Linked DNA regions of Homo sapiens: region 1 is linked to region 2. The links are chromatin loops, found by intact Hi-C in ENCODE. Cell type or tissue: lower leg skin. All regions are shown on one strand. Each heading gives the region's core, and the rest is flanking DNA. Links, peaks and the distances in the headings are about the cores only. Region 1 holds the start of CNTLN (centlein). Region 2 overlaps CNTLN (centlein).

Region 1 (5,389 bases), core at 337-5,336, 330 kb before region 2:
CACATATTATATGGTTCCATTGATATGAAATATCCCAAACAGGCAAAACCGTAGAGACATAAAGGGAATTAATGGTTGCTTGGGGCTCGGGGGCAGTGAGAATGTGGAGAGACTAATGTGGGTATGTGGTTTCCGCCTCCGGTGATGAAAATATTCTGGAACCAGATAGTGGTGGTGGTTGCCTAACATGGTGAATGTAGTTAATGCTGCTGAATTGTTTTTTATTTGTAGCCATTTTATTTATTTATTTATTTTTTGAGACAGTCTTGCTTTATCACCCAGGCTGGAGTGCAGTGGTATGATCTTGGCTGTTTGCAACCTCTGCCTCCCGTGTTCCAATGATTCTCCTGCCGTGGCCTCTCTAGTAGCTGGGATTACGGGAATGCACCACCACTCCCAGCTAATTTTTGTATTTTTAGCAGAGACGGGGTTTCACTATGTTGTCCAGGCTGGTCTCGAACTCCTGGTCTCAAGTGATCCACCAGCCTCGGCCTCCCAAAGTGCTGGGATTGCAGTCGTGAGCTACCACGCCTGGCCTATTTGTAGCCATTTAAAATGCCTACGATGGTAAATTTTATGTTGTGTATTTTGTGTATTTTGCTCCAATAAAGACAAAATTTAAAAAAATGCCTAGTCAAAGAGTCAGGATATTATCCTTTTGGGAGGTCACATATACATATTTATACCACTGCTTTTCAAAAGGATCTTTTTATGATCAGGTGAAATGATGTCCTTTTGAGTGAATGACATACAGCAATTAAAAATGTGCATTAATACTGATTTGGGGCCAAACACGTAACTTATGTGGTTAGACTTCCCAGTCTTAAGTCTAGTGAAATCTCACAGACTATCAAGACCAAATGTTGTATTTCAAGTCACAGGTGTGGAGACAGGGTAGCGATCAAAGTACAGGTTTTCAGAGTTAAGTGGAATTCAGTGAATTCAAAGCCTAGCTTTTCTGATACCAGACATGGCACTTCAGAGAAGTTACAGTAACCTTGCAAGTCTGTTTCCTCACTAGTAAAAATGGAGATATATAATAATCTAATTGAAGGTGACATATGTATTAAGTGAGTTCATATATGAAAAGTGCTTAGCACTGGACTCAGCATATGGTAAATGTTCAGTAGGTTAGCTAGTTCTAAGACAGGCTTATAAACATACTTTTTCTAATGTACTCTTTAATAAGTTTTTGTGAGGAATTCACCTTCAGTTTGAAAGAAGTCCACTTATCTTGGTTGCCTTGGCAGGATTCTAATTGGGAGGGTGTCTTTTGGCATCCTGACTAGATTCTCATGCAGAGATGGTGATATTTTGGTTAAATGAAGTTAACAGTAAAGTGGTCATCTCTCTACTTCTGCTCTCAACCCCCATCTCAGCTTTCCCCAAGTATTCTGGAACCCTTTCTGAAGAAGAGGGCAGTTCTAACTTTCAGGGATGTTCTGGTGCCAGCTCAATATGCATCTCATTAATCTTATCAATAGTAACAAAGTATTTGAAGGGCAAAGAAAGATACGATTACTACCTATTTGAAGTTTATAAAGAAAGCCAGAAGAAAAAGAAAAAAAAGAGAACAAAAGATAAAGTAGGTCTTGTTTCTTCATCCACGCTCCAAATTACTGATTTCAAACTGCTCCAAGGACCCAAACTGTTCAGCAATGTGGGCTACACTTCCTCTGATATCCAGCCAACGCATAAAGAAGCTGACATAAAAACTCAAAGGAAATCATGACTCCTGCAAAACAAAAGACAAAGGGTGTACAAAGGATCATCATTCAAGTTGGAAACCTGCTTGATAGTCCCAGATCAGCACAAGGCTTTCCACATCTCCTTGACATTAGTCAGCTGGATGTCAGCTGTACTAAAGCAGTTTTGCCAAGGGGTGTGAAGAAAACACTTAAGTGTAAAACGTATTCCTTGATCCTCAAGGAGCTTACAACAGGGCTGGGGAGATTAGCCGTGTAACTGACACTCCAGGGCGGTCAATGAAACGTGTCACACGAGTTGGCAGGGGCCTTGAAGGAGAGGGATTTCACAGTTAAGGATCATTTGGGGCTGGGGGCTTGTCAAGGAAGGCTTTAAGAGGTGGGATGTAAGTGGCAGGCAGGGCTTTAGGTGGGCGGGAAATCCAGGCGATCCTGGCCAAGGACTCAGGCACAGGACGCTGGGATGGCCTGCCCGGCGGACCGGCCTTACCCTTTCGGGCCACGGCGCGTGCGTACCCCAAGGCTCGCGCTGGGCGCATTGCCCGCGGGAAGCCGGCCAGGACCAGAGAACACGGGACACCGCGGGCCAAGGCGGGAAAAGCCTCGCGCATGCGCGGTTCGGCGTTCCGGGCTCGCCGGGTTGGGGAAAGGGAGGTGGAGTTTCCAACAGGGAACTTGACCCGTTAGCAGCCGCAGCCATGGCGGCGCGTTCGCCTCCCTCACCGCACCCTTCGCCCCCAGCGCGACAGCTGGGCCCCAGGTCCCCACGTGTTGGGCGGGGAGCTGAAGTACACGCAATGCGCAGCGAGGCCTCGGGTTTTGCCGGCGCAGCGCGGGAGGTGGTCGCGGACGAAAGTGATAAAATCTGGGTGGGTGAAGAAGGGTCAGGGGGCCGGCGAGGGCCTGGGGGGGCAGCTCCGGCTCATGCTCCCCTCCTCAGCGCGCCCATGGGGTCCAGACGGCTAGAGGGCATCTCGGTAGAGGAGGCGATGGTGACCCGGACGCAGCTGCTGGAGGAAGAGCTGAGCAGCCTAAAGGAGGAGTTGGCCCTGTGTCAGGTATCGAGGAGTCTCGCAGTCCCCCTTTCCCCACCACAGCGGGGCCGGGACCCGTGGGGAGGCGCGCCTTTCTCCCTCTGCCTTGGGACCTACCCCGCCCAGCGACGCTCCCTGGCAGATGCACACCCTGCTTCGCTCGCGGCCGGGGGCTGGAGGGACGCGGCTGCGCCCGGCTCCCCAAACCCGGGCCCCTGCCCCTTTCCGAACTGCGGCCAGACAGGCTTCGCCTCCGCGCCCGGGTTTGGTTTTGGTCACTTGGATACTCGCAGTCGCATCCTCTCCGCTTCCCCCCCAAGCCCAAGTTCTTGGTGGTGACGGTAGCTGATACCTGCCGGGGGCCCAGGAGTGACATGCAGTCCACTAGTTGAAATGAACAGGAAAGTGTAAACACTTCGGTTAGAGTAAAATCCATCGATGAAGGAGCCTGTTTTTAAAATTTCAAACCCACACTTGGCTTTGTTTTTACCCAGTCAAACTTAAGTTGTAAACACAGACGAGTAACGTTTAGAAAGTCTCAGAGCCGGGAACTTAACAATAGATGATGCTTGGTACTTGTTTATTAACCAGCTATGGTAATTCCGCGGTCCTTGAGTGAGAAATCACATTTTCATGTGATCTTGCCAGTGAAAAACATTTGCTAAATCAATTGCATTAAAATTACTTTCCTGTTTGTAGAGTTTTTGTAAGGATGGACTTGACTATACTCATGTTCAAAGAGATTGAATTTTCCTTTAGTTTTGCATCCTTACCATCATCTCTTTTGATTTTACCAGAACCTTTAGATAGGGTTGGGAGATTGGATGTGGGAAACTCACTGAACAGTAGATCTTTAAGTCACTCTGTCTTCAACTTAGAAACCAATTAGGAGCTGCTGAACATCAAAGTAACTTTGTGAACAGTATCATCAGTTTAATAAAACAGTTCATGAAATTCATTCTCTGTCGCCCAGGCTGGAGTGCAGTGGTGCAGTCTCAGCTCACTGCAAGCTCCGCCTCCCGGGTTCACGCCATTCTCCAGCCTCAGCCTCCCGAATAGCTGGGACTACAGGTGTCCGCCACCACGCCTGGCTAATTTTTTGTATTTTTAGTAGAGATGGGGTTTCACCGTGTTAGCCAGGACAGTCTCGATCTCCTGACCTCGTGGTCCGCCAGCCTTGGCCTTCCAAAGTGCTGGGATTACAGAAATTCATTCTCTCATAGTTTGTTCTGTTGGATTCTTTTGCCCATTTTATAGGTCCTTGCTGACTGAGTGAAGGGTGTAAAAATGGGACCATCTTCAAATTGAATGTGCCTTTGGTTAAACAAGGTTGGGACATTTAATATGGTGCCCTCTTTTCGTTTTACCATTTTTCTGTTCTTCGTTGGATAAGGAGCAAAGGGATAAATAAATGACAACAATGAATTGAAGCATTTGTCATCTGCAGACCTCACCCTTTGGGGAGTTTTAAGATGTGAACCCATGATAAAGGCCTTTGATACTCTGAGTCCTAATCTAAGACACTCTTTGGCATATTTTCCGCACTCTTTCCTCCCACTTCTGCCTCCCCACATAGTTAGGCCTTTAGCTGGCTAAAGAGCTAAGATACTTTTTTATGACCGACTTGGTTAAGGAAGTCAGTCTATTGGAAACAGCCTGATGAACCTCTTCCCACAAATACTTACATTCTTTAAAAATGTGGCTCCAAACATGGTGTTGGCTTTTGTGACCTCGGACATATATAGACTAGGAAAATGATTGACATACTCTTGGCAAATGTAAGAATACAGAGATGGTCATAATAGTCTAGAATGATGATCTCTTAGATTTTGTAATATTAATACTCTTATATAATTGTAGGCAGTATCCCGCACCATAAAAATCTTAGTCAAATCAGACTCCTGCTCTTCGGGAATCTTGGGGAAAAATAGTAATTGAACTCCCAATTGTTTTGTAAAAAGCATTTAGGTGATTAAATATTCACTTTTATATCTTTTAAAGTATACTCTCCCGCTTATTTATTCAGCTAGAGATCACAGTACCCAAGAATACATAGCATTAAAACTGCTGAAAATTACAACTCGAAGTAAAATTTTGTATCTCAATCTAGTAAGTACACACATATACAAACATATATTTTCAGAAAGAATACATGCCCTAATACTGTGTGGGCTGATATTTTTTCAGTTCTATTCCTTTAAAAAATGCTGTCCAGATCTAAATTAATTTCAGAACCCAACAAGGCTTGAAACATACAGTTTAGGAAAAAGAACACTGCTAATTAGTCCATGGTCATAAGTAGTAGCTTCATTTAATTTGTTTTGCTTTCACATTCAACTTATGGGAATTCAGTGATGTGTGCTTGGTGAAGTTTGAGTAATTCCCCATACCATTCTACATCATTGGAATGCCTCAGAATAAGCATGTAATAGAAAGCAATCAAATGTTTCTCTTAATATCAGCATCTCATCCCACTCTAAGTGATTGTATTATCTAATTAAACTTTAAAAAAATATGGCCCCCTGATTAGCAACTGAACTATAAATAATGCTTATATGAAGAAAAAGTGATTAATTTCAATGAGGGAAGAAAAGCTATCTGTATTGGACTTACTGAGGGTAGTAGGTAAGCTTCCAAATGTAGCTTTTT
Region 2 (5,389 bases), core at 164-5,163:
AAGGTGTTCTAACACTCTAGTTACCACCTCTGGTTCCTAGGCTCTACTGACAACAAATACCACAGAACAAACATGTTTTGCTTTGAAAAACTAATAATTATTTACAAATAATGTAATAAGTAGCATTATTAATAACTTCAAGTAAAGAAGGATTGAGTATTCATGAGGTTTTCTATCAGTTACCATTATTCTCTAACAAACTATCCCGAAACATCGTGGCTTAAAACAACAGTTTATTATTTCTTAAGATTTTGTGGGTTGACTGGGAAGTTCTTTTGCTGGTCTCTTCTGGGCTACCTCATATCCCTGGATTTTTTCAAACCAAAGATTTCCCTAGTTGGAAGATACAAAATAGCCTCACTCATAGATCGGACAATTGGTCTACTACCTGTCAGCTGGAGTACCTTGGTACACTTCCACATGATACATCAACTGTATTCCTAGCAAGGTGATCCTGGAGCAGCATTCCAAGAAGGGAAAGAGAGAAGCCACAAAGCTTTAAGGCCTGGGAACTGAAATTTACACAATTCATTTCTGCTGCATTCTTTTCGACAAAGCAAGTCACAAGCCAGACTACGTTCAGTGGGTTAGGAAATGGATTCCCCTGCTTGATGAGCAGCAAAGCATTTGTGACCATATTTCGTCTAAGATGTTAGTAAATCCAGTATTTGTTTTAAGTGATCTTCTTAAATCATTAAAATTCTTAATTATTCACATATTTACATTATACCAGGACAACTCATATTTCCTGTAAATGTATTTTGGATACATACTCTTTGCAATTCTTAAATGATTGTGTTCCTCTATAGTTTGGCATGTTATATAAAAGTTTTAGTATTATTATTTCTATTACAGCATATAAAATAAAGCATTTAAAATATTAAAATATTCATTTTAATTATTGTTTACCATAATTATTGTAGAGGTATTCTTCTTTAGAATGGCACTTATTTTTATGCTGCCTTAGACCAAGGTTGTAAGGTATATTTAAATTTATTTCTATTTTTAATCTAGAATGCTACTAATGAACTCACTAAACAGTCATCAAATGTGAAGACTTTGAAATTTGAACTCCTAGCAAAAGAAGAACACATAAAGGAAATGCATGAAAAGTATGGTTTTTGTATTTCTATCCATTGTATTTGGTGCCACCTAGTGGCAACCAGCTCTATTAAACGTGCTCCAAGAAACTGCTAATGTTTACGTTTTCCTTCCCTAGTTCATATTTAAACCTACCTAAGATGAAAGTTTAAGGAATACTATGTATAGCATGATTAATGGCAAGCTATTTACTTTTTTAAATTAGATAATGATGAAGTTAAATTTCCGTTATTAAACATATTTAATTTTGAATAAATACAAATTAATGGCTTCGAGACAATGAATGAAAAACTTTACAACGTGGTGGTTATTTGGCCCCCCAAATATATGATTAGTATTTGTATTGGATTTAATGCCTAAGCTTATAAAGCTAAGGTAAAAAAAGGAAAGTTTTGTTTGTGTTTAAAATAACTGGAGGTTATGGAAGTTTGTACTCTTGTGTTTATCAGTACAAAGATTTTAAATGCTCTATCCCACTGAATCAAAATTATTTTCTTTCTGTATCTTTCAAAGCTACACTATTGCTTAGAAATAGTAAGATGTTTAGATAGAATTCCAGTTGTCACTGATACATTTGAGATATATGTATCTCACAAACACACCTGTAGACCTCATTATAAGTGAAGAGCACTTAAAAGTGATATGAATAGATAAAAGCATTAGACAAAAAGCTTGGTTAATTTTTTAACTGATAATATTTTGAAGTTTATTTATCAATTAAGAGTAAGTCTTGCTTATTGTTTAACAGGGCTCTAGATTAACACTCTTTGAATCCTGGCTTCCCTACCTACTAGGCCTATGCCTAAATTTAATAATATTAAATTAGGTTCTTACGAGGAATAAATGAGTTAATACATGTAAAGCACTTATAACAGTGACTGGAACATTGTAAGCCTTCGATACATGTTAGCTATTGTCATTCTTGTTTTAGTAGTAGCAGCAGCAGCAGCAGCAGTAGCAGTGGTTCTCACAGCATCTACCATTTTATACTTAATAGTTCATCAACTTATGCTAAACAGCTGTGTGGATTGAATCTCAAATTATATTAAATTAGAAGATATTATGGCTAATTTAGTTTCATTACAAGAGTTTGCATTTGTTTATTGAAGTATAAGATTTTTTTCTTATCATTTTTATGCTTTTGATTATCTTCATATATCACTTTGATTTTTCACAGCAATGTAAAAATGTAATTTAAATGAAATAGTTCTAAGTTTTCATAAGTGTTATTAATTTTTCTCATTTCTTATATATTTTGTTTTAATACATATATGTAATTATATAATTACCAAGTCACAACTATAGATTTTACAAGTGTTCAAAATATTAAAAGAACAATATCTTATGCAGTGCAATTCATTTTACTGATTTACAGTGTCAATATCACGTAGCATTTAAAAAGTAACAGTAGGTATAATATTGGATAAAATGTAAGATATCACCACTGTTAAGGTATTTTCTGTCACTCTTGATGTCACCTTTTTTTTTTTCAAGGATATCTCGAATGGAGAGGGATATAACTATGAAAAGACATTTGATAGAGGACTTGAAATTTCGACAGAAAGTAAATTTGGAAAGTAACAAGAGTTTTAGTGAAATGTTACAAAATCTTGATAAAAAGGTATCAATTTTTATCTTTACTGACACTAAAAATATCACTTCCTGTTGTAATTACTCTCTTACCACAAACATTTAATCCTAATAAATGTATAGAAAATATTGATAGGATATGTATTTACTGTTACAAAGTAACACTCTTTGCTCTGAAAGTACATTATTTATTTTAAAATTCAATTCTCTAAAACCTCATACATAATATGGCCACACATTCTGTTTCTATTTATAAATATCCCATGAGAAGATTAAAAATCCTCAATATTTCTAGGATACATAATTACATTTTATTCAGTATTTTATTTAAAACTGTAATTTATGATAGAATCAAGCTTATATTTCTTAGTGAAAACTTGATTACCTATAACTATCAGAAGTTCTTTAAAAATGTACTTTCTTCTTGGATACCCTTAATGAATTTTACATGGGAATGGAGTTGTACATGCAAAGGGAGTTGTAGTTAAAGTAGTTACGTAATATATGACCCAAAGTAGAAGGGTTTTTTTTGTTTTTTTTTTTTTGAAGGTGCTTTTTTCACAACTCATAAAGCACCCTGTGCTTTGGCATTCACTAAATGTTATCCACACCTGAGAGAACATCTCCTTTACTTTCCTTGTTGAAAATGAAAATTTAAGTATCTCTTAGGTCAAATTGATTTAAGAAAGAAACTTTTACATGAGCATGACAAATCCATATGGATTTTCTTTCTCTTCTCTTCCACACATCTGTGCAAGTTAAAATCACTTCCTATAGGCTTTTTCAATGTTATCCTTTCAATTTTGCTATTTTTTAACTTCAATAATAATTTCATACATAGCCTTGGAATCTTTATATAAATAACATATATCTTTAGTGGCATTAAACTGAAAAACTATTTTTTCTGTTATGCTTTGAGTTACATACACATATTATAATCTTATAAATAAGCTATATATATATATAAAATATCCTATTGTTTTATTTCATCCAAAAAAAGGTATGTAATAGTTATTTTAGAGAATACAATGGAAAGTTACCTTTAACTTGGCTTGTTTCAGAGTCAAAACAATCATCTCCTGCCTTAGGAAGTTTAGATTAGTAATTAATGGATATGTAGTGAACATTAATATTGTGTTATTGGGTGCAAGAATAAACATACCAGTATTCATTTAGTTTGTGTGCAATTTTAGTTTTTGTTACTGATTTAAGGATTGTTACTTTCATTCATAATATGAGTTCTGTAAGTATAATACTTGAATTTGATAGCGTTATGAGAAAATAAATGGAAGTAGACTCATTCACTCATTTAGTTTCTGTTGGAACAAACACAGTATATTACTAGAATGCCTTCAACAATAATAATTACCTTTATGCTTTTAATGTAGGTAAAGACATTAACTGAAGAATGTTCCAACAAGAAGGTATCAATTGATTCACTAAAGCAAAGACTTAACGTTGCTGTAAAAGAAAAGTCACAGTATGAACAGATGTATCAGAAATCTAAAGAGGAGTTAGAAAAAAAGGTATGCTTTTAAAAAGGGCATTTTAGATTACAGATGGAATATAATCGTGTTTGTTTCATTTTTAACATTGTTGCTTTTTCCTTCCCAAAACCACAAGCTACTTAAACACTTCAGATAAGTGCAAAGAGGATTTGTATCTCTACATGAAACGCCAAACATTGGTTTAACATTAAAGATATTTCTGTATTAGAGAAAACAGGTTGTGTTTGTCTTGATAGTTTTTAAGAAATGAAAACTATTATTGAACACTGGTATTTATACAAGTAGATCTAAATTTTGTAGGCCCACTTAAACTTTCAAACTAAATGTTTCCATGTTATGTGGAGGATCTTTTGGTCTAAAATAGCTTCCATGCTTTTAATTATTTGTAATCTTTAAAAATCATAAACTAATTTAGATGATAAGTATATGAGAATATGTACTTAGGATGTTTTATTGAAAGTTAATGAAAATAATCATTAATTTTACCCAAATAATAAATACATAGAGAGAATAATAAAATATTTTCCTTATTTGACATGTATAACTAACTCTTCCAAATCTGTTTATAAAATATCTTTTATTTTATGACTGCTGATCTTTTGCAGGATCTCAAGCTTACTCTCCTAGTATCAAGAATAAGTGAGACTGAATCTGCAATGGCAGAAATTGAAACAGCAGCATCTAAGCAGCTTCAAGAATTAGCATTGCAAAGTGAACAGGTCCTAGAAGGTGCACAGAAGACATTGCTGTTAGCCAATGAAAAAGTAGAAGAGTTCACCACATTTGTGAAGGTTTGAATTACTTGTCGTTTACTAACTTGTACTTTACTTTAGGCAGATAGGCAGTAGCCTACTTGAGATGATTTGGGGAATAAAGTTTCTTTCTGCTTTCCTAACACAGAAAGCATCTTCTTCTACCCTATTTATCACATTGCTAATAATTCCTCCATAAAGAATTTATTTTTATAGTTTGAATTTAAAATTTTCTACCATCTTATTAATATTTCTTTCTTAATGTCAATTTAGTTATGAAATTGTAGTAGTCAAGTCATCTGGACAGGTTTTAAGTTGAAAGAATTAAGCTGTTCCCACCCTACTCTCCTTTTGAAAATCGTTCAAGCAGGAACAACCAGAAACTTGCTCAGTGTTCAGTGATGCTAAGAGACATCTGAATCCCAGGCCACAAACTAT

Evidence for each region. Peaks named below come from ENCODE experiments on the same cell type or tissue, not always from the same donor. Only the 100,000 strongest peaks of a DNase experiment are listed, where the experiment ranks them.
Region 1: it touches region 2 in a loop (3-fold over the local background); 6 of 110 quality-filtered maps call a loop at or near these places.

What each region holds. Positions count from the first base shown.
Region 1 is chr9:17,132,662-17,138,050 of GRCh38, forward strand. CNTLN (centlein) reads left to right here and starts at 2,379. Exons shown (of 26, transcript NM_017738.4): 1 at 2,379-2,764. The coding sequence starts at 2,405. RefSeq lists an enhancer at 2,660-3,223. In lower leg skin, for the core only: no CTCF peak of the experiment used is centred there; DNase peaks (open chromatin) are centred at 2,300, 2,740 and 2,968; H3K4me3 peaks cover 554 bases.
Region 2 is chr9:17,461,902-17,467,290 of GRCh38, forward strand. CNTLN (centlein) reads left to right here. Exons shown (of 26, transcript NM_017738.4): 20 at 1,015-1,112; 21 at 2,596-2,722; 22 at 4,080-4,217; 23 at 4,805-4,990. Among named protein-coding and RNA genes, the nearest start is that of SH3GL2, 110 kb to the right of the region's middle. In lower leg skin, for the core only: no CTCF peak of the experiment used is centred there; no DNase peak of the experiment used is centred there.